Regions from separate parts of the Homo sapiens genome. Here region 2 is linked to region 1. Evidence: chromatin loops called from intact Hi-C (ENCODE). Cell type or tissue: transverse colon. All regions are shown on one strand. Links, peaks and the distances in the headings refer to the core of each region. The heading gives the core; the rest is flanking DNA.

Region 1 (2,829 bases), core at 87-2,586:
TCAAAGATGGACAATTTATAATGGTAAACACAATTTAGTGAATTTTCATGCAGCAAATAGCATTACTTCAAAATCCGTAAAAGAAAAACTGCAATAAAAACAAAGAGAAACAGACAAAAAGGCAACTGTGGTGAGCACTTTTTCAGGCCATGACAGATCAAGTAGACAAAAAAGAATGCCACTGACAACTTAAATCCCATAGTTAATAGGGTGGAGTGTGTGCACACATAAGTGTGTATCTCTATATCTATATTTGTACATATCTATACCTCTAAACCTTGAATACAAAGAATATGCCCATTATATAATTGTCCTTGAAATATTGATCAAAATAACCCTATTTATAAGAGACAAAAAAATCTTAACCACCTGGAAACTAAGAAGTTATCTCTTTAACTCTTGGTCCATAGAAAAATTAAAACAAAATTTAAAATGCAATATCTAGAAAATATTGATAATGCAAGAATCATGTATCACAATCTTTGGGATATTGCCTCTCACCACATAGTTCTACTAACTAGTGTTGTGAAACATAAAAGAATGAAAATAATTAATAGGAACAGTCATTCTGGCAAGTTATAAAAATAATAATAAATATAACTAAATATGGCAAAAGGAATTAGTTTTTTAAATGGAACTAAAAATGGATCCAAAAGATGGTACTTGGGATAAATAAACAAAAAAAAAACACAATAAAATAGATAACAAACCATTAGCCAACCTAGTCAAATAAAAAGATGAAACAGCATATACAAAATTAGAAATGGGTAAGGGAAGTAACCACAAATAGAGTAAAATGTTAAAATAAAATAGAAAACCAACAAATAAATCCATGAGCTACTTCTCTGAAAACAGAACAAAACAGAAAAACTGCTGGCTAAAATAATTAAGAAAAGAATATGAACATAGGCTAATACAAAATCAAAATAGTACATTGGGAACTGTTTTGTATGTATACAAAACAAAATAATTTTGAGATATTTCTTTGCTCAGCTCTACTGAAATAAAGTTGAAAACCTGAATGAAATGGATAGCTTTCTAGAAAAACATAAACTACAAAAACCAATCATAGAAGTTACAGAAAATCTAAATAACCAATGATTAGAGGAAAAAAATAGCGTACATTATCAAAAATCCAACTCGCTCAAAAGCACTAGAATCAGACACTTCACAGGTGCAAAGAATGTTTTAAAGAAAAGATCATTCCAGGACTACTTAAACTGTTCCAGGCCACAGTAAAAGAAGAAAAACTTTCAAATTAGTTTTTGAAGCTAACAAGATATCAATTCCAAAAATCGACAATGATAATATACACACAGAAAAACTATAGTCCAAAGTTATCTATTAATATCAAGGCCAAAAAACCCACTTAAATAAAGTGTTAGCAGAGAGAATCCAGTACACATTAAGAGAATGCTACCTCTTGATGAGAATTTCAAAGACCGTTGCTGAGAGTAGCTGGTGAGAATGTAGATTCGGGAGCCAAACTGCCTGTGTTCAGATTCCGGATCTGGTACTCACCAGGTATAGGACCTCGGACACATAATTATTTAACTTCTCTGTGCTTTAGTTTTCTCATTTTTCAGGTGGGGTTAATTATAGTATATTGAGAGGATTCCATGAATTAACACATGTAAAGTGCTTAGAATAGGGCCTGGAACAAAGTAAACACAGAATAAACATTACCTATTTATTTTCCAATACCGGAAAAAGCTATGACTATAGTTTAACATACTAATAGATCAAAAGAGAAAAATCGCAATTGCTTCCCTGGATGCTGAAAACTTATTTAATTATCTAACATTCATTGTAAAATTTTTATCCAACTTTTAACAAAATATTATTGAGGATGCTTTCATAACATATTAACTCAATAAAATAACAAGATCATTCACCAAAGCCTGAATCATACAGAATGCAGAAGCCCTAGAAGCCTTCCTAATTCAACTCAGGAGCAAGACCAAGATATCCATTCTTCCTGCTGTTATTTGACAGTGTTCCAGATGTAGTAGCCATTACAACAGAACAGGTGAAAGAAGTAAGTGGAAGCATGGGAAGAGGGTGGGCAAAATTACTACTTGCAGAGAGTACAAAAAGATAATCAATCGAAAAATTACTATAGCAGGTAAAAGAATTCAGAAAATTGATGGGTATGAAAATAAGATACAAAATATACACAGATTAGAAAACAAAATGAAAAAAAAATACTCATTTATAAGAAGAAACTGAAAAATATCCAGGAATGAACTTAACAAGAAATGTTGAAGTTGTGCATGAAGAAACTTTAAGATGCTACTAAGGGACACAAAAGAAAACCTGAATAAATGGAAATGCTAACCTTGTTATTGGATAGAAAGACTTAATAATCATAAAAAGTCAATTCTTCTTAAATCAATCTAAATAGACCTATTTAATGCAATCTCAATAGAAGTACCAACATGGTAATTTTCAATTCCAGACAGATTTTCAATTTTCTACACAAAAGTAAACATGCTAGTGTGTCTAGAAAATTCTGAAAAAGAAGAGTAATGGAGCATACTTGTCCTAGCAGATGCTAAAATGCATGATAAATTTGCTCTATTTCTTATAACGAGATTTTGGCAAATGAACAGACCAATCAGTGGAATGAGTACAGACTCCACAAATAACACACTCAAGTTCAAACAGGAATTTAGTTTACAACAGTGACATTGTATATCGGTAAAGAGTAAATGGGCCATCAGTAAGCAGTGTTGAGACAAGTGGAGAGCCATTGGGAAGCAAAATAAAGCTGTATCAGTACCTCTCTCCTTATACCAAATTAAATGTTAGAAAGGAACCACAAGACTA
Region 2 (2,829 bases), core at 22-2,521, 65 kb before region 1:
GACGATCAGTCTCGTTAGTTATCAGGGAAATGCAAACTAAAATACCAGATACCATTATACTCCCACCACAATGCTAAAAGGAAAAAGACTGACAATACCAAATGTTGGGAGGATGTGGTGATTTTCAGAGTGCTAGTTGGAATATAACATGGCACAACTACTTTGGAAAATTGTTTGACAGTTTTCCGTAAACTGAAACATACATCTACCCTATTCCTGTTGCACTCCAAGGTACTTAAGATAAATAAAAATATATGTTCGTATAAATATATGTGCAAGAATGTTCATACAACTTTATACATAATAGCCTCTAGCCTCAATCAGGAAATAACCCAAATAACCATCAAAAGTATATTGGATAAGTAATTTTTTCTTCTTTTTAATATGTCAAAAAAGCTTTGTTAACAAGCAGAAAAAAAGGCAGCACCAAGGATTAGTGCAGAAGTTAGTAAAATAGCAAACAGAAAAACAATAGAGAAAATCAATGAAACTGAAGGTTAGTTCTTTGAAAAGATCAACAAAATTGACAAACTTTTAGCCAGACAGGAAAAAAAGAGATAAATCTCAAAAATGAAAGAGGGACATTAGTGCTGACGTTCCAGAAATAAAAATTATAAGGGAATACTATAAAAAAATTGTATGCCAACAAACTAGATAACAGATCAAATGGACAAATTCCTGGAAAGGCAGATGCAACCAAACTTACTTAAGAAGAAATAGAAAACGTGAGTAAACCTAAAATAAGTAGAAATTAAATTAGTAATCAAGAAGCTTCCTATAAAGAAAAGCCCAGGACCAGATGGCTTCATTGATGAATTCTACCAAACATTTAAAAAAGAACTGATGCCAATTCTTCACACATTTTTCCAAAAAATAGAAGAGAAGGGAAGACTTCCCCGCTCACTCATGAGGCCAGTATTACTCTGATAGCAAAATCAGACAAAGACATGGCAAGAAAAGAAAAACTACATATCAGCATCACTTGGAATATAGGTACAAAAGTCTTTGACAAAATATTAGGATAGGTAATATAGAAAAATAATTATATACTACGCTCAAGTGGGATTGTCCTAGGGACGCAAAGTTGGTTTAACATCGGATGGTGCAAGATGGCTGAATAAGAATAGCTCTGGTCTGCAGCTCCCAGCATGATTGACACAGAAGACAGTGATTTCTGCATTTCCAACTGAGGTACCTGGTTCATCTCATTGGGACTGGTTGAACAGTGGGTGCAGCCCACGGAGGGTGAGCTGAAGCAGGGCGGGCATCGCCTCACCTGGGAAGCACAAGGGGTTGGGGGATTTCCCTTTCCTAGCCAAGGGAAGCCGTGACAGACTGTACCTGGAAAAACAGGACACTTCTGCCCAAATACTGTGCTTTTCCCAGGTCTTAGCAACTGGCAGACCAGGAGATTCTCTCCCGTGCCTGGCTCAGTGGGTCCCATGCCCACGGAGCCTTGCTCACTGCTAGGGCAGCAGTCTGAGATCAACCTCCGAGGCTGCAGCCTGGTGGGGGGAGGGGCGTCCACCATTGCTGAGGCTTGAGTAGGTAAACAAAACAGCTGGGAAGCTCGAACTGGGTGGAGCCCACCGCAGCTCAGCAAGGCCTACTGCCTCTATAAACTCCACCTCTGTAGGCAGGGCATAGCTGAACAAAAGGCAGCAGAAACTTCTGCAGACTTAAACGTCCCTGTCTGACAGCTCTGAAGAGAGCAGTGGTTCTCCCAGCACAGCGTTTGAGTTCTGAGATTGGACAGACTGCCTCCTCAAGTGGGTCCCTGACCCCCAGTGTAGCCTAACTGCAAGACACCTCCCAGTAAGGGCTGATTGACACCTCATACAGGTGGGTGCCCCTCTGGGTCAAAGCTTCCAGAGGAAGGATCAGGCAGCAATATTTGCTGTTCTGCAGCCTCTGCTGGTGATACCCAGGCAAACAGGGTCTGGAGTGGACCTCCAGCAAACTCCAACAGACCTGCAGCTGAGGGACCTGACTGTTAGAAGGAAACAGAAAAGAATAGCAGCAACATCAACGAAAAGGACAACCACACCAAAACCCCATCCGTAGGTCACCAACATCAAAGACCAAAGGTAGATAAAACCTCAAAGATGGGGAGAAACCAGAGCAGAAAAGCTGAAAATTCTAAAAACCAGAGCACCTCTTCTCCTCCAAAAGATTGCAGCTCCTTGCCAGCAATGGAACAAAGCTGGATGGTGAATGCCTTTGACGAGTGGACAGAAGTAGGCTTCGGAAGGTCGGTAATAACAAACTTCTCCGAGCTGAAGGAACATGTTCTAACCCATCACAAGGAAGCTAAAAACCTTGAAAAAAAGGTTAGATGAATGGCTAACTAGAATAAACAGTGTAGAGAAGACCTTAAATGACCTGATGGAGCTGAAAACCGTGGCATGAGAACTTCGTGAGGCATGCACAAGCTTCAATAGCCAATCCAATCAAGTGGAAGAAAGGATATCAATGATTGAAAACCAAATTAATGAAATAAAGTGAGAAGACAAGATTAGAGAAAAAAGAGTAAAAAGAAATGAACAAAGCCTCCAAGAAATATGGGACTATGTGAAAAGACCAAATCTACATTTGATTGGTGTGCCTGAAAGTGGCAGGGAGAATGGAATCAAGTTGGAAAACACTTTTCAGGATATTATCCAGGAGAACTTTCCCAGCCTAGCAAGGTAGGCCAAGATTCAAATTCAGGAAATACAGAGAACACCATAAAGATACTCCTCGAGAAGAGAAACTCCAAGACACATAATTGTCAGATTCACCAAGGTTGAAATGAAGGAAAAAATATTAAGAGCAGCCAGAGAGAAAGGT

What was found. Peaks named below come from ENCODE experiments on the same cell type or tissue, not always from the same donor. Only the 100,000 strongest peaks of a DNase experiment are listed, where the experiment ranks them.
Region 2: it touches region 1 in a loop (4-fold over the local background); 2 of 110 quality-filtered maps call a loop at or near these places.

The regions. Positions count from the first base shown.
Region 1 is chr7:27,383,228-27,386,056 of GRCh38, reverse strand. No RefSeq gene overlaps it. Among named protein-coding and RNA genes, the nearest start is that of EVX1-AS, 140 kb to the right of the region's middle. In transverse colon, for the core only: no CTCF peak of the experiment used is centred there; no DNase peak of the experiment used is centred there.
Region 2 is chr7:27,447,953-27,450,781 of GRCh38, reverse strand. No RefSeq gene overlaps it. Among named protein-coding and RNA genes, the nearest start is that of TSL, 170 kb to the left of the region's middle. In transverse colon, for the core only: no CTCF peak of the experiment used is centred there; a DNase peak (open chromatin) is centred at 1,551.